2 separate regions of the Mus musculus genome follow, and region 1 is linked to region 2. The links are chromatin loops, found by intact Hi-C in ENCODE. Cell type or tissue: heart. All regions are shown on one strand.

Region 1 (8,000 bases), 85 kb after region 2:
CAGACGCTGAGCCTCCCCAGCATTTGTGTCCTCCCCAGCTGCTTATCAGTCGCTGCTTCCTTTAGGCTCTTCCTTTGGAACAGCTATCATCCACAGATCGCATTTCTCACTGCAACTAATACTGCTGTGGCCCAGGAGAGAACTCATCTGCATCACAGATCTCTCTGCCTCTAATGTGCATCTCAGCTGGAAAAGCTTTGAAGTATGACTTTCACCAGTCCTCCTGGCCAAACCACACACAACTGAGAAACCATCAGTGATTCTCCAATATGCATACATACCTTATTGGAGATTTGGCTCCCTAGTATGCCTACCAATCTCCACCAATCTCAAGTACAGCACAAAGTCTGTTTCCTGTGCTTTCTGTTCTCCTAATAGCCCTCAAGTGTTCATACCCTAAAATTTCACACAAGCTCTTCCCACCTAATGCTATTCTCAATCCTTTGTGGATTCTCAAGTCCTCAAGTCATTGAAGGCAGACTAACCTCAAGAAGCTGTTCCTAAGTTGCCAGTCCCCATGTTGGGTCATAGTTTCAAACCCCTGTAACTCATTGATTCTGAGCTATACTTATTCCTTCCTTATTCCTCCAGTGTATCGGAACACAGACATTTACAGTTACCAGTAAGATTACCAGAAGGTCCCTTCAACTCAGAAGATCTCTTTCCCTGAACTAACAACTGGCAACAACTGTACTGTCTGTTTCTATTTTGAGCTTTTATGTGCTAGACTAAGAAGATAAGCTGACTTGCTCTTCACCATTGTTTGGGATGGGTAGCTATTTCAAAGTCAGGTGGGGAGGGGGGGAAGGCTCAAAGTTCACCCAATGTTACTAGGGTCTAAAGACTTGTGAGAAACAGGCTAGACATTCTACCCTAGACCTGTGACTTCAGAAGACTGAACCTGTTGGAGAGGTCTCTCGTGCCCACGGGCCCAGCCTCCATAGCACAGAGCAGTGCCTGGCAGTCAGCTGAGGCTGGCCCAGTAAATGTTTACTGGTGCTGACAATACTTTAATCTCTAGATGGGCCCTCAGGCGATGAAAGTGCTCAGAAAACCCAGGAGCCTAGGGATTAAGTCAAGGCCCAGGAATGGGAAAAACTAAGGTTGGGCTAGTGACCTCATTCTCCCCTTCAACACTCCAAGGCAGAGGCAGAAGGGAAAGTTGTATCCTCTTACTGCTAAGCCCTAGCTGCTCTACCGATTGACCCAGGCCCCAGGTAGCCCCAGACTTCCTCCAGAACTTTCTCTATGGCCTGCCAGATAACCCTACACTTCCCCCACCGCCACACCCACTCTGGCTCCTCCGGTTCTCTACCCCACCCTCTTGCCCTTTTACTCTGCAGTCCATTGGCCTCAGCCTGTGGCCTCCTCACCTGGTTTTGGTTTTGAGCTGGTGGAGGCTGTGGGTGCTGCTTCTCTTGAACTAGGGGCTTCTCCTTCTGCTGAGCATAGGTGAAGCTAGGGGGCTGAGGGGAGCCTGTGCTCACAGAAGAAGGAGCATCCGGAGGCACCATTTTTTGATTGGGCTGTGGCCCAGGTCCACTTGGAGCACCAGGGCTGAACTTGGAAACCACGGGAGTAAATTTAGGAGCCACTGGAGCAAACTTAGGTGCTGGAGTTGGTGCCTGAGAAAGGGGACCCCGGGGCTGTGTATTAGCAGAAGACACAGGCTGGGGTTGGACATGGGGCTTGGCCTGAGGCTGGACATGGAGCTGGACCTGAGGCTTGGCCTGCGGCTGAGGTGGTGGCTGGGAGCTAGAAGGGGTCTTCCAAGGAGGCAAGGGTGCTGTGCCCCCAGGGGCAGGTTTGGTACTAGGCTTGGGAACAAATGGAGTGGCAACTGGTGGGGGTACATATCCGGATGATACCTGCAAGGAGAAGCAGAGGGGAGAGAAATGCACTTAGACGAGGTTGTCATCTCTTCCTTGCATTCCCTCCTCTCCTTCTAGGCCCAGACTTTCCTACTGTCCTGCCCCTTACCCGGGCTTTGAAGGGATCGTTCTTGGTCATGTCGTCCAGCAGTGAGGACAGAGAGTCAATCTCCAGGTCAATACTGCACACTTTCTCCCTGGGCTGGAGGGTCAAGGGTCAGAGCACCCATCCCAGTCTTCCCTTGTCACCCCACTCCTCTCCAGCCCATGGAGGTGTCCCCCACCCCATCTCCAGCAAAGCTGCCCTTCCAAGCCCTCCCTACCTGCGGTGGGAGCTGGGTAGGGGCCTCAGGCCCTCCCTCCTCCTCCAGTGGAGGTGGAGGGGAGGGGAAGATGTCCTCCTCCAGAGGAGCAGGGGGGAATGGTTCCTCGATCATCGGGGGAGGTGGAGGTGGGAAGGCACCTCCCAGGGCACCCTCTGAGTCGTCGCCCTCCCCAATAAGGGGAGGAGGGGGCAAAGGAAAGTCTGGGTAGGAAGGAGAGAAAAGGCTATCAGTACCGACCCTCTTTCCTCCTCTCCTCAGACGACTGCTTTAACCCCTAATCCAAGAACTCTTTCCTGCATCCCAAGAGTGTGTGCAGACCATAACGAGGGGCTCAGGATGCCCTGGGCGAAGCAGGTCGAGTGAGAACGAGCCAGGTTGAAGAACCGTGCAGCTCCCGTTACACTTCAGAGAACGGATCCAGAGGGGAAGATTCCTGGCCCACATTCCCGCCTCCTACCCCCAGGCGGGAGACTTGGAACAGTCCCAAGGGTCCTGGCTCCCAGCCAGGAGCTCCAAGATGAGGTAAGAACATCTGCTCAGGACAGGGTAGCCACCCAGCGCCCAGCCCCCTCCGCAACAGCCTTTTCAGACAACCCCAAATTCCCCAAACCACCGACCCCCACCCCTGGCGCCCGAGAAAGATCAGGGCCCCCAATCCCAGCCGCATACCTTCCGGGGGTGGTGGTGGGATCTCGCCCACCCGACCCATCTGCGCTCTTTGGGCCCCGGCTGCTACAGGAGGCTCGCTGTCCCCAGGCCGGAAAGGATTCACTTTGGGCTTTGGGGCCACAACCGGGGCGAACTTCTTCTGCGGGGCGTAAAACGCGGGGGCCGAGACGGAGACGGAGATCGCGGGAGGCGGGCGGGGGGCCGCCATGGCCAGGCCGGGCTGCAGGGGGTGGGGTCGTCAGGTTACGCAGAGCGGTGTCGGACTGACACTCCTCGGTCTAAGCGCCCCTCGGTGACCCCACCCGCGCCTCCCCGCGTCCCCTTCCCGGGGCGGCGGAGCTTCTCCCCGCTCCTCACCGCGCGCAGGAGCGTGAGAGGCGCGTCTCGGATGACCGCCTCGGCGCCGAGTCCGCGGACTCTGCGTCCCGGTCCGGAGCCGCTTCTAGCCAAGCGGGGAGGGACGTCGTGCACGGGAAGGGAGGGAGGGGGCGGGGAGAGAGCGGCGCCCAGACCATACAAGGAGCGGCCCGGAGAGGGGGCGGGGAGAGACCGGGGAGGGAGGACCCGACAGGAAACTCCCCCAGGAAGGGGCCCAGGTCCTGCCCCGGGCTCCAGGCTCTGCAAAGGTCCGCCTGCGGCCTCCCTACTCACCACCGCCCCCGCCGGGCACAGACCACCCTTCCCCAGCACAGGCCTCTGATGTCATTTCCTGACCTGCCACCTACCCCACCTCCCTCCTCCCGACCCGCGAGTGCTGGAGAACTGACTCACTGTCCGCACTCCAGGCTGAGCAGGCTGGCTAGTAATCCCAGCGGTCCTGAAGCAGCTCAGTCGCGCACCCCGGGCCTGCCTGCCATTGACCGACCCCGCCCCTCCCTGCAGCTTCAGCTCCGCGTCCCACGTGTCCTGTGGTCAGTCCCGGAACGCAGGACTGGGATGGAACTGTACTCCTGGGTGGGCGGGGGATGGTGAAGGGACGTTGGCCCTGCGGGCACTTGGCTCCCAGGCCGGCCTTCTGTAACCCACTAGTGTGTGAGCAGGAGCCTAAGCTGGGGGAATGCTAACTTCCTGAGCTAGGCAGCCTCTTAAGGCTTCTAGGAATTCGCTTTGCCCTAGACCCGCCTGCAATAGTATTGCCCCGGGGACAAGAGTCCAGTGCTTTGAGTCCAGGAATGGAGGTACAAGGGCGAAGTCAGGGCGAGTGGTCAGACAACCTAGGAAGACCCAAATAGCCCCCGGGGACTAGTCCTTGAGGATCCCTTCAGCAAGCCTTTCCCAGTCCCTCAAGAGTCTTTGGGTTGTCAGCGCGCCCCGGGACAAAGCTCGGTGGAGCCCCCCACTGGTCCTACCAGATTCCTCAGCCTGAGACTGCCCCAGGCTACATGAAAGAGATATGACTAAGCTGGTGTCTGCTTTTCTTACTTTCTTAATCTTGCATCTTTCCCTTCCGATCTTCTTCTTCTTCTTCTTTTTTTTTTTTTAAACAACACACGGAAACTTCGTCCAAATTATAGAGTTACGAGCTAGAGCCTCTAGTCCAATATCCAACCCTCGGTGCTTCCTTTGGTTTCGCCCTGTCATCCCTGGCTGAGGCTCCAAACCTTGGCGCTCCCCATCTGCTGCACCCTACTGTCCAGTATGGTTGGTCAGTATATGTCCTTGAGCTATGCTTTAGGGGCATGCAAACTAACCCCATGAACCTAGGATAAGAAACTGGGGGATGTTACCTGAAAAGACGGCCCCAAGGGTTGCACTCAGGTCAGAGTTAATTAACCCTGTTGGCAAAGATGGAGAAACTCCGTGAGGTCAGGGAGCCTGGTTTCCAACTCAGTGGACAAGATTTTTCATTCATTCGGTTTCATTGCCTCCATTGTAAAAGGGATGGCATTTAGTTCGTTTGCCTGCTGCTTTATGTGAAGAGATAAATAACATGCCATGCCTGAAAATTCTATATAGTTCTCAGTATTACTTCCAAGTTCCAGCCTGGAAAACAACGGAAATTTCCAGCCAGTTAACCTAGGCAGCTTTCTCTCACATGCTCCCTTCTAGCTTGCCAGGCAGGTTTACTGTGTCTTAGGAGATTCAAAGCCCTCTCCTACTGTCAACCTTAAGCCTTGAGTCATATCTATGACTATACATTCATCATCTTTCCAGGCCCCGCTAGTCTCTCTTTTCTCTGTCATCTTAATGTTTCCATCACCAGTGTTTTGCGTTTCATGTGTGACCATACATGACACAAAGTGCTCAGGTAGACACACCCTAACATGCACGAGCTGGTCCTAGGCCTGTTCCTATGAAGATCTGTTAGAAATTTGATACTGGATTTACTCTGTGTGTCGGAGATTGTTTCTTGGGCTTTTCAGACCAAGAGTCATCACCATCCTTCTAAATATGCCTGTATGGGGAAATGGAGTTTCCAGATAACTTTATAAGAGTAAAAGCCACCTACCCTCTAAAAGCCTCTTTAAGGAACATCGGAAAATAGAGTCTGTTTAATTGTTGGCAGCTGAACCTATTTATAAATCAAGAATAGGAGAGTGTGTAGGCAGACTCAATTTCACAGACAACTAAGAGCATTCAAGATGCAGAATATTAGAGCTTAGAGTTTTAAGCCAGCCGTTTTAAGTACAAATTAGAAACAAAACAGAATTTCTGAAAGGGTCAGAGTGACTGGCCCAGGATTTCTCAGGTGGAGGTTAGAGTCAAATGTTCAACATCCTTAATCATCAGGGAAATGCAAATCAAAACAACCCTGAGATTCCACCTCACACCAGTGAGAATGGCTAAGATCAAAAATTCAGGTGACAGCAGATGCTGGCGAGGATGTGGAGAAAGAGGAACACTCCTCCATTGTTGGTGGGATTGCAGGCTTGTACAACCACTCTGGAAATCAGTCTGGCGGTTCCTCAGAAAATTGGACATAGTACTACCGGAGGATCCAGCAATACCTCTCCTGGGCATATATCCAGAAGAAGCCCCAACTGGTAAGAAGGACACATGCTCCACTATGTTCATAGCAGCCTTATTTATAATAGCCAGAAACTGGAAAGAACCCAGATGCCCCTCAACAGAGGAATGGATACAGAAAATGTGGTACATCTACACAATGGAGTACTACTCAGCTATTAAAAAGAATGAATTTATGAAATTCCTAGCCAAATGGATGGACCTGGAGAGCATCATCCTGAGTGAGGTAACACAATCACAAAGGAACTCACACAATATGTACTCACTGATAAGTGGATACTAGCCCAAAACCTAGGATACCCACGATATAAGATACAATTTCCTAAACACATGAAACTCAAGAAAAATGAAGACTGAAGTGTGGACACTATGCCCCTCCTTAGAAGTGGGAACAAAACACCCATGGAAGGAGTTACAGAAACAAAGTATGGAGCTGAGATGAAAGGATGGACCATGTAGAGACTGCCATATCCAGGGATCCACCCCATAATCAGCTTCCAAATGCTGACACCATTGCATACACTAGCAAGATTTTACTGAAAGGACCCAGATGTAGCTGTCTCTTGTGAGACTATGCCGGGGCCTAGCAAACACAGAAGTGGATGCTCACAGTCAGCTAATGGATGGATCACAGGGCTCCCAATGGAGGAGCTAGAGAAAGTACCCAAGGAGCTAAAGGGATCTTCAACCCTATAGGTGGAACAACATTATGAACTAACCAGTACCCCTGAGCTCTTGACTCTAGCTGCATATGTATCAAAAGATGGCCTAGTCGGCCATCACTGGAAAGAGAGGCCCATTGGACACGCAGACTTTGTGTGCCCCAGTACAGGGGAACGCCAGGGCCAAAGGGGGGGAGTGGGAGGGTAGGAGAGTGGGGGTGGGTGGGTAAGGGGGACTTTTGGTATAGCATTGGAAATGTAAATGAGCTAAATACCTAATAAAAAAAAAAATAAAATAAAAAAAAAATAAAATAAAATACAGACAGCAAGAAGAATTTACCCTGATGATTCCTGGCGGGTTTTCCTAAGCAAGCATTTCTATTTGATGTTCTTGGGTAGTATGAGTGATGTGTAGGAAGCCAATCAATGTCTCCACTTCAAGCATGTAGTAAACCTGGGAGAGGAAGCCAGAAAATGGCCACTGACCTTGGCTACTAAAATATCCTTACACACTTCCCAGGCTTTATATCCATTAGATATGAGAAGCCCCCACCCCAAAGGTATACACTACAAAGTGTGACATTCCAAGCATTCATGGAAGAAACAGCATAGTGACCAAAGAGAGAATTGCAAAGCAACGATACTATGAGAAGTTTTATCAATATGCTGGCTATAAGCAGACAAAAGAGTAACGATATGACGCACTACGGTAAGCATCAGTGTACTGCTGAAACATCAACAATGACTGCAATAATTGCTCACACTCATGCTAGGTACAGCTCAATGGTACAGTGCCTGCCTAGCATGCATGACACCTCGGGCTTGATCTCCAGCAGCACACCTATGTGCACACATAGCTAACTAGATGTTGGATTCTTAACTCCTAAACGACATAATTTTTTGTAAGACAGTATGTTGGTTAGTTTTTTGACAATTTGACACAGCTAAAGTCATCTTGGAAAAAGGATGCCTCAAATGCCTCCATCGGATTGCTTTCTAGGCAAATTTGTAAGACATCTTCTTGATTGATTGATTGATTGATTGATTAGATTATTGCTTTTTTCGAGACAGGGTTTCTCTGTGTAGTCTTGGCTTTCCTGGAACTCAGCCTGTAGACGAGGCTGGCCTTGAACTCAGAGTTCTGCCTGCCTCTGCATCCCATGTGTTGGGATTAAAGGTGTGCACCAGCACTGCCCTGCCATCTTCTTGATTTATGATGAATGTGGGAGAGCCTTGCTCACTGGGGGCCATGTCATCATTGGACAGGTAGTCGTGGGGTGTCCATAAAAACAAGCTGAGCTAGCCATGAGGAGCAAGCCAATGAGCAATATTCTTTTATGGTCTCTGCTTCAGTTCTTTCCTCCATATCTTGAATGCTTGCCTGGCTTCCCTCGGTGATGGACTGTAACCTGGGATGTATAATCCAAATAAACCTCTCCTTCCTGTCAGAATTAGATTCTGTCTATCCATGTATGTACTTGTGCACATGAACGTGCATTCTGCAC
Region 2 (8,000 bases):
AGAAAACACATCCCAGAAGATGTCACCTCAACGATGCTGGTCTCTTCTTAATCACCACTAATTTCTTAGCTCCAGCTAACCAGCATCAATAGTCCCAGTAATGCCAAGTTTTTGCTTTAGTAGTTCTGGTATCTTGTTAATCACAGCTGATTCTTCAGCCCCAGCTAACCAGAACCACAGAATCTTCATAATCAAAACAGAAATGGCCCTGAAAAGAGTCTTTAATTTTCCCTCTGAAATTTCACAAACCAGACCTCCATCTTCTACACTGTTCTCAACATTATCTTCCGAGCTCCTACACAACATCTGACAGAGCTCTTAACAGCGAATGGATCTTCAAGCCCAAAGTTCCAAAGTCCTTCCACAGTCCTCCCCAAAATATGGTCAGGTTGTCACAGGAATACCCCACTCTGCTGGTACCAATTTGTCTTAGTCAGGGTTTCTATTCCTGCACAAACATCATGACCAAGAAGCAAGTTGGGGAGGAAAGGGTTTATTCGGCTTACACTTCCATACTGCTGTTCATCACCAAAGGAAGTCAGGACTGAAACTCAAGCAAGTCAGGGAGCAGGAGCTGATGCAGAGGTCATGGAGGGATGTTCTTTACTGGCTTGCCTCCCCTGGCTTGCTCAGCCTGCTCTCTTATAGAACCAAGACTACTAGCCCAGAGATGGTCCCACCCACAAGGGGCCTTCCCCCTTGATCACTAATTGAGAAAATGTCTTACAGTTGGATCTCATGGACACATTTCCTCAACTGAAGATCCTTTCTCTGTGATAACTCCAGCTGTGTCAAGTTGACACAAAACTAGCCAGTACACCTAGTGAAGACAATTTTATCCAAAGCAGATAGTTGCATGCCATTTGACTAAGCACATTTCATAGAATATGAACATATGCAAGATTACAAAGTGTGTGCATGTGCACATTTCTTGGGGAATATATATATATATGATACATGCACATGAGTATGCAGGTACACACATTCATGTGTTTACATACAAAAGCCAGAACAAGACATTGTGTGTCTTCCTGTTTCGGCTCATCAGCTTTGAGATAGGGCCTCTCACTAAACCAGAAGCTCTCCCTTTTGCCGAGGCTAGCTTACCAGCAGCCTTTTAGGATCTTTCGACCTCCTCCCCCCAGTGCCATGGTTATAAGCAGGTCAAGCCAGCTTTTTATGGTGAGAATTCAAATGTAGGTCCTCATGCTTGCTGAGCAAGCCCTCTTACTTGATGACCTAGATTCTCAGTCCCCATATTGTCATAATACCAAAAGATAAGAAATAACCTGGATAACCACAGTCAGGTGACTAAATCATGCTCCATTATACTAAAGAAGAAGCAGAAGGAAGAGGTGACAGAGGAGGAGGAGGGGAAGAGGAGAAAGAGGAAGAAGAAAAGAAGAGGAGGAGGAAGGAGAGGAGGAGTGAGAGGAGGAGGAGAAGGAGGAGGAGGAGCAGTAGCAGCAACAGCAGCTCATTGTGTGCCCACTCAAGCATATCTCTGAGATACACTGTGAAATGGTGAGAGCAAACAACTGAGCAACACACATATTGTACAACCATTTGCATAGAAAAACACAGACACAGCATAGTTAACAGCACATTTGGTTAGGAGTCTAGAGTTACTGGTTTGTAAGTCGATGGACTGGTTCTTGAGGCAGGTATTAATATAAAATAAAATATTTATAGAAGCACAAACAGAAAACTGATAAAAAAGTGCCCTCAAAGAGGATAAGTAGAAGGAAGATTTTTTCCATATATACTCATCAATACAGTTTGAGTTCTTAGCAATACAGTGTATTATGTATTTAAAATGTTTAAATTTAATATGTAGAACCCCTTTCTTCAATACTAAGGTCCACAAGCCCATGCTCACTTAGCTACATATAACCAAGCCAACAAGGCAACTGCTTTTAATCTCCAGGAAGAGTGAAATCTCTATTCGAAGTTCAGTTGCAAGCTAGTCTCTGAAATTTACAAATTGATGCCTTTTGGCAAAAGTTCTCTTTCCCTATGATGCCAGAGAGAGAGAAAGATCTGCAGAAAAGCTACAAAAGGGCATAAGAGGTTACAGGATTCAGACAGGCTCTACTGAAGGCAAGACCAATGAGCTGCCATGGACTTCCAAGAGCTCTTTGTTCTGTCTTACAAACATCCATGTCTAATCACACTTTTTTTCCAAAGTTACCTTTCAAAACATTTGTATAATTCTTAGAGCAAGTTATTTTTATAAACAGTATTTAGAAAAATTAATGCTGTGCTTTTCTTTTTAAAAATGGAATTTGAATATAAAATAAGTGAGATTCTTTTTTTTTTTTTTTTGTAAAGGTGAGATTCTTAAGTCTTTTTCTGAATGAAAGATAATGTTTATTCAATGCAGAAGTGGCTTTGTAGCGTATACCTGGGGAAGTAAAAGGGTTCCCAAAGACAGGAAAATGAGGATTGGTCTTATTTATTTATTTATTTATTTATTTACGGATAACAAGCAAGGGGCGCTGCAGATAGGAGAAAATTAAAGGCAGGAAAAGGAAAATATTATTGAGAAATGATACAGGGTAGCATTAAGAATTTTTCCAGTCATCTTCACAAAACTAAAGCCAAAGTCTCCAAATTTTGGCAAGAGACAAATAATCCCCATACAGTGAAGAGTGATCAGGACTCCTTGCCCCAGCCCCTGCATGCACAGCCACCTGCTCTTTGAGGTTCTCATACTGAGTGCTACTCTGCCTCAGGGACACTTGCTTCCCACCCATGTATATCCCAATGCAGCAGTGACACAAAGTTCTTTTACCTCCCCAGTGGCCAGCCAGATGAGATGATTCAGTTGATCAAGACTATTCCCTAGAGAATGAATCAGTAACAAAAGGAAAACAGACATGAAAGGAACAGGACATATTGTACTTTGCACTTAGATCAATACTGGTCCAGGATTCGGAATTTCCACTTTCATAATATCCTAAGGTAAGGAAGGACACTCTGTATTTTCTTCTCCTCTTTCCCAATGAGGAACCTCACAGTATGACCCCATGCCTGCCTACAAAGACATTTCCACGTAGATGAGCTCACTTCCAAGTGAAGTTACCCTCACCTGAGTCTCTTCAAAGGCTCTAGATAAAGAGACCAAGCCTTCTAGGCCACCCAGAATCCCCTGGCCAACAGGAGTAGCTGCCTGAAGGTGCCGCGGAACCTGAGATTATTGGTGATGAGGATAAATGGATGTACAGACATGCAAAAGTAAAGTATAATTTGCCAGGGCCAATACCACACATTATCTGAGGAGATGAAGACTGTAGCATCAATGATCATGGACACAAAGGACACCGCATAAAGAACCAGGAATGAGATGAGTGACTTCAGGGCTCTGCTGTGAGCCTGGACGTTGGGGTCTTGCAAGCTGTGGGTATTGTGCTGCATTCTTAGCGAATGCCTTCTGAGAGAACTGATCAACAGCAAAATTGAGACCAGAAAAAGAGAACAAGGAATTGACATGGTGACAACTTTCAGAGGCATGAAATAGTCTATTTCCAGCCTTCTGTTCCACTCCTTAAAGGTTGTGTTCCCAGTAAACTTTCTCCTTAAGAATGCCTGATATATAGTGTGGTTTCCCCAAAAGAACAGCAGAGTTACAATGACGGACACCAAGATAGAGCCCAACAAGAACCAGGGCACCAACGCTGGGAATCTCCACTTCAACCACAGGAAGGCAGGATGGGAGAAGTTAGCAATCTTGATACAGAACAGGACGCTGAGCCAGGTACAAAACCAGAAAGTGGCTGAGTTCAAGAAGTCCCAGTGAAGACTAATGAGCTGCCGGGCAAGGCTCCCGGAGTACTCAACCAGATGGAGGAAGTAATAGAAACTGTTGACCAATCCCACACACTGCTGGAAGAATCGGGAGGTGCCCAAACTGAAGAGGATCATGTCCGAGGGGAGCAGCCTACCACGCAGTAGCCATTCCCTGCTCAGCATCAGCACAATGAAGCCGTTGGCCAGGATCCCCAGGAAACAGAGCAGAACAAAGGTCAACATGAAGAAAACTGATAATGTTGGTAGCATTTCAGTCCCTCCTCCTGTCACCACTGATTGCCTTGGTTCCTGGCCTCCTCCCTGCCCCTACCCACAGTCCCTGACACTCCCTTCTGGAGACAGGAGATAAATGGTTGGATTCTGCATGTGAGCCAGAACTTCAATGTGAAAAATGCTCAGGCAGTAGATAAAAGGTGTGCTTTTGGCTCAGATATGATGCAAATATTTCCCGGGCTCGGGTACCATGGGGCAGCAGCTGCTCATGATTTGCCTTCTCTGATTTTGCCTACATGCTGCCATGCTTGCAATAACATCAGTGGGGAAGGTATTTTAATCTTGGTAACTGAGTTCCATCATTCTTATCCCATCATTGCAGGTTGTGACCACTTGCCTCTTCCTATTAGGTGTCAGTAGGTAGGTAGGTAGGTAGGTAGGTAGGTAGGTAGGTAGGTACATAGACGCATAGATATCTGGCACAAGGAGATACCTAGGAAAAATCGTGACACTAAAGAAGTCTTTCTTATCTGAGTTTCCCTGCCATATATCTACCCCCACTCAGGAATAGCCACTCCTAAGTCAATATCTAGGTCTACCTCTCTACCCAAATCTCTACATAAAGCCCCTATGGCTTCTATGGATTAAGTAATTTATAACCATCTAAACTGCTCTTTTTCCAGTGAAAGAACCTATTTCCTTGTGGCTGCAGGACTGAATGCCTAGGTCTCCTACTGGATATTTGTTGGAACACACAGGCTATCATCAGTATTTGCCACGTAGTCATATTTAAATATGGCCACTGACTTATTTCATTAGACCAGCAGAGGGAGGCATGAGCAAGATAGAAATAACACAATCCTAGGAATGTCACCCTAGCCTTCTTTGCCTGTGTTATTAACTAGAAACACAAAGCACTGTTACAGAATAAACAACACGTTGGACTCCTTTGATTAGACTCAAGTCACAGCTCTTATCCACTTCAAAAGTGGGGGATCACAAAGTCACAAAAGTCTGGGTTGGTATTCATGAAGGCCACCTTAGATTTGTCTACCACAAAGATACTTGAGAGTCCCCCATCTACTAGCACAAACATTAAAGGGACCCCTACTGGAGCAGGTTGAAAAGTAAAACCATTTTAACGTATCTGTCATCTCAGAGAGTTACTTTTTCAATTACTTTTATGTGTGACAAGGACACATAAGATCTACTCTTTCAGCAAGAGGCAAGTGTATACTCTGGTATGGCTAGCTGCTGTCTGTCACACAGCTATACATTCAGCCTCCAGGACTGAGTTCTTAGCTGAATTTTTGTACTCTATGACCAACATCTTTCTCTTCATTCCCTTATCCTAGATCCCTAGTAACATCACTGTGATTTTGACTTATTTTGGTTATTTTAGGTCCCACAAGTAAAGTCATTTAGTGTGTGTCTTTCCTTGTCTAGAATTCTTTGCTTAGCTTAATGTGTTCTAGAACATAATGCCCATTTGTGTTGTTTCACATAGTAGTATGTCATTATTTAAGGCTGAATAATATTTTATACTGGTTATATAACTTATTTCTTCATTCATTTACATATTAATACTTTCTTAGGTTGCCTCCATGTCTTGGCTACTGTCACTGATATTGTAACGGACATGAAAGTGCTTATATCTCTGATTTATGATTTTACTTCCTTTGGGTATTTGCTGTTCTGGTTTGAATATGCTCGGTCCACACCAAAACTCATGCTGAACATTGGTTCCAGTGTAGCCATATTAAATGGTGTTGAGAACTTTCAGAGGTGAGAGTTCATTAAGAGAGGTTTTTTTTTTCATGTACACTCGCTCTCTAGCAGGACTAGCAAGGATTGGTTTCCTTGAACAACTGAAGTGATGGCAGTGTCTCCCTGACCTTTTGATGTGGGACTGTCTTCTGCATCCACCCACTTACCTCACATGACACCTTCCTTTACTAGAAGCTCCGCAAACACCAGAGCCATAATCCTGAGCTTCTAAACTCTGAGAAGGAATAACCCATTCTTTTTAAAAACTACCCAACATAAAGTATTTTGTTAGAGTGACAGAAAAGAAACTAAGATATAACATACACCCAAGAATGGGACTGTTGAATGATAAATTAATTTCTCTCTCTCTCTCTCTCTCTCTCTCTCTCTCTCTCTCTCCTTCTCCAGTAAACATCTATATTATTTCCCAAACTGCCTATACCAATTTACATTTCAACCAGTACATACAGGAACTTGTTTTCTCTGCCTCCTCCCCACCACTTATCTCCTTTTGGTAAGCACTAACAGGTGTGAGGTAATGCTTCTTCATGGTTTGATTTGCATTTCTCTGAGTCGATGGTGCTGAGCCCATTTTGAGCCCATTTCAGACATTTCTTGTCTGTTTGTATGCCACTTTTGAAAACTATCATCATCTCAGATCCTTTGCTCACATTTAAATCAGGTTGTTTGGGGATGATTTTGCTATTGAGCTGTATAATTCCCTTACAATTTTCTTCTTTCTTAGTGAAGAAACCATTCTTCCCACATTGCCTATTCTTGGCACCCAAGTCAAAGTTCAGTTGCCTGCGTGTGTGTAAAGTTAAGTCTGAGCTCTCTGTTGTGTCTGGTTGGTCTGTATATCTGGTTTTATCACAGTACCATGTTGTTTGCATTCTTTTGGGTTGGTTACTGGAAATTTACTGCGTTCCTTCTGTTTTGTATTTCTTTGATCTTCCTTGTCCCATATAACCTTGTGTGTAATGTTTGTATGCCTGAAGGAATAATTATCTTTACCACTGTACCGATTGCTTCCTTTACTGTGCATGGACTTTTTATTCTGATATAACCCTCCTTCTCTATTTTAGTTTTCCTTCTCTGTATTTTCTGTGTGATATCACAAAGCTCAGTGTCCATATCGATGTCAGGAAGTGTTCACTTGTCTTTACTTCTTATAGTTTTATGATTTAAGATCTTAGGTTTGAGTGTTCAACCTATTTTAAGCAAGTTTGTGTATCAAGTAATATAAGGGTCTGGCTTCATTTTTCTACCTATTTATATCTAGTTTCCCCCATTTCCCCCAGAATCATTTATTGAGGAAACCATCTTTTCCCCAATGCATATTCTTGGCATTTTAGTCAAAATTCAGCTGACCACAAATGTATAAACTTGAGTCTGATCTCTCTGCAGACTCATTATCTATATGTCTTGTTTTCAGTACCATATTTTATACATTCCTTTAGAATGGTTACTGAAACATTGTTATACTTCTTTTAATGTTGTATTTCCTTTATATTTTTTATGTTCATATAATCTTAGGTGTGAATTCTGCATAATCAAAGAAGCAATTATCTTTCACATATTCTACAAACGAGTTTTAAAGAAACCAAACAAAACAACCCTGAGATTCCACCTAACACCAGTCAGAATGGCTAAGATCAAAAATTCAGGTGACAGCAGATGCTGGTGAGGATGTAGAGAAAGAGGAACACTCCTCCAATGCTGGTGGGATTGCAGGCTTGTACAACCACTCTGGAAATCAGTCTGGTGGTTCCACAGAAAATTGGACATAGTACTACTGGAAGATCCAGCAATACCTCTTCCTGGGCATATATACCCAGTAGATGTTTCAACTTGTAATAAGGACACATGCTCCACTATGTTCATAGCAGCCTTATTTATTATATACAGAAGCTGGAATGAACCCAGATGTCCCTCAACAGAGGAATGGATACAGAAAATGTGGTACATTTACACAATGGAGTACTACTCAGCTATTAAAAACAATGAATTTTTGAAATTCTTAGGCAAATGGATGTATCTGGAGGATATCATCCTGAGTGAGGTAACCCAATCACAAAATAACTCACTTAATATGTACTCACTAGTAAGCGGATATTAGCCCAGAAACTTAGAATACCCAAGATACAATTTTCAAAACAGAAGAAAATTGAGAAGAAGGAAGATCAAAGCGTGGATACTTCATTCCTCCT

The links. A loop is a pair of places that touch in the nucleus more often than their neighbours do. Peaks named below come from ENCODE experiments on the same cell type or tissue, not always from the same donor. Only the 100,000 strongest peaks of a DNase experiment are listed, where the experiment ranks them.
Region 1: a loop joins it to region 2, with 2.5 times the contacts of the local background. A loop is called at or near these places in 4 of 42 quality-filtered maps.

Annotation. Positions count from the first base shown.
Region 1 is chr6:42,345,343-42,353,342 of GRCm38, reverse strand. Zyx (zyxin) reads right to left here and starts at 3,515. Exons shown (of 10, transcript NM_011777.3): 1 at 3,224-3,515; 2 at 2,867-3,086; 3 at 2,195-2,397; 4 at 1,981-2,073; 5 at 1,374-1,868. The coding sequence starts at 3,074. In heart, CTCF peaks have their summits at 2,663, 3,515 and 4,215 (motif pointing left); DNase peaks (open chromatin) are centred at 1,532, 2,772, 3,572, 4,092 and 2 weaker places; H3K4me3 peaks cover 4,656 bases; H3K27ac peaks cover 4,149 bases.
Region 2 is chr6:42,430,594-42,438,593 of GRCm38, reverse strand. Tas2r126 (taste receptor, type 2, member 126) reads right to left here and starts at 4,059. Exons shown (of 1, transcript NM_207028.1): 1 at 3,133-4,059. The coding sequence starts at 4,059. The coding sequence ends at 3,133. In heart, a CTCF peak has its summit at 4,843 (motif pointing right); a DNase peak (open chromatin) is centred at 4,013.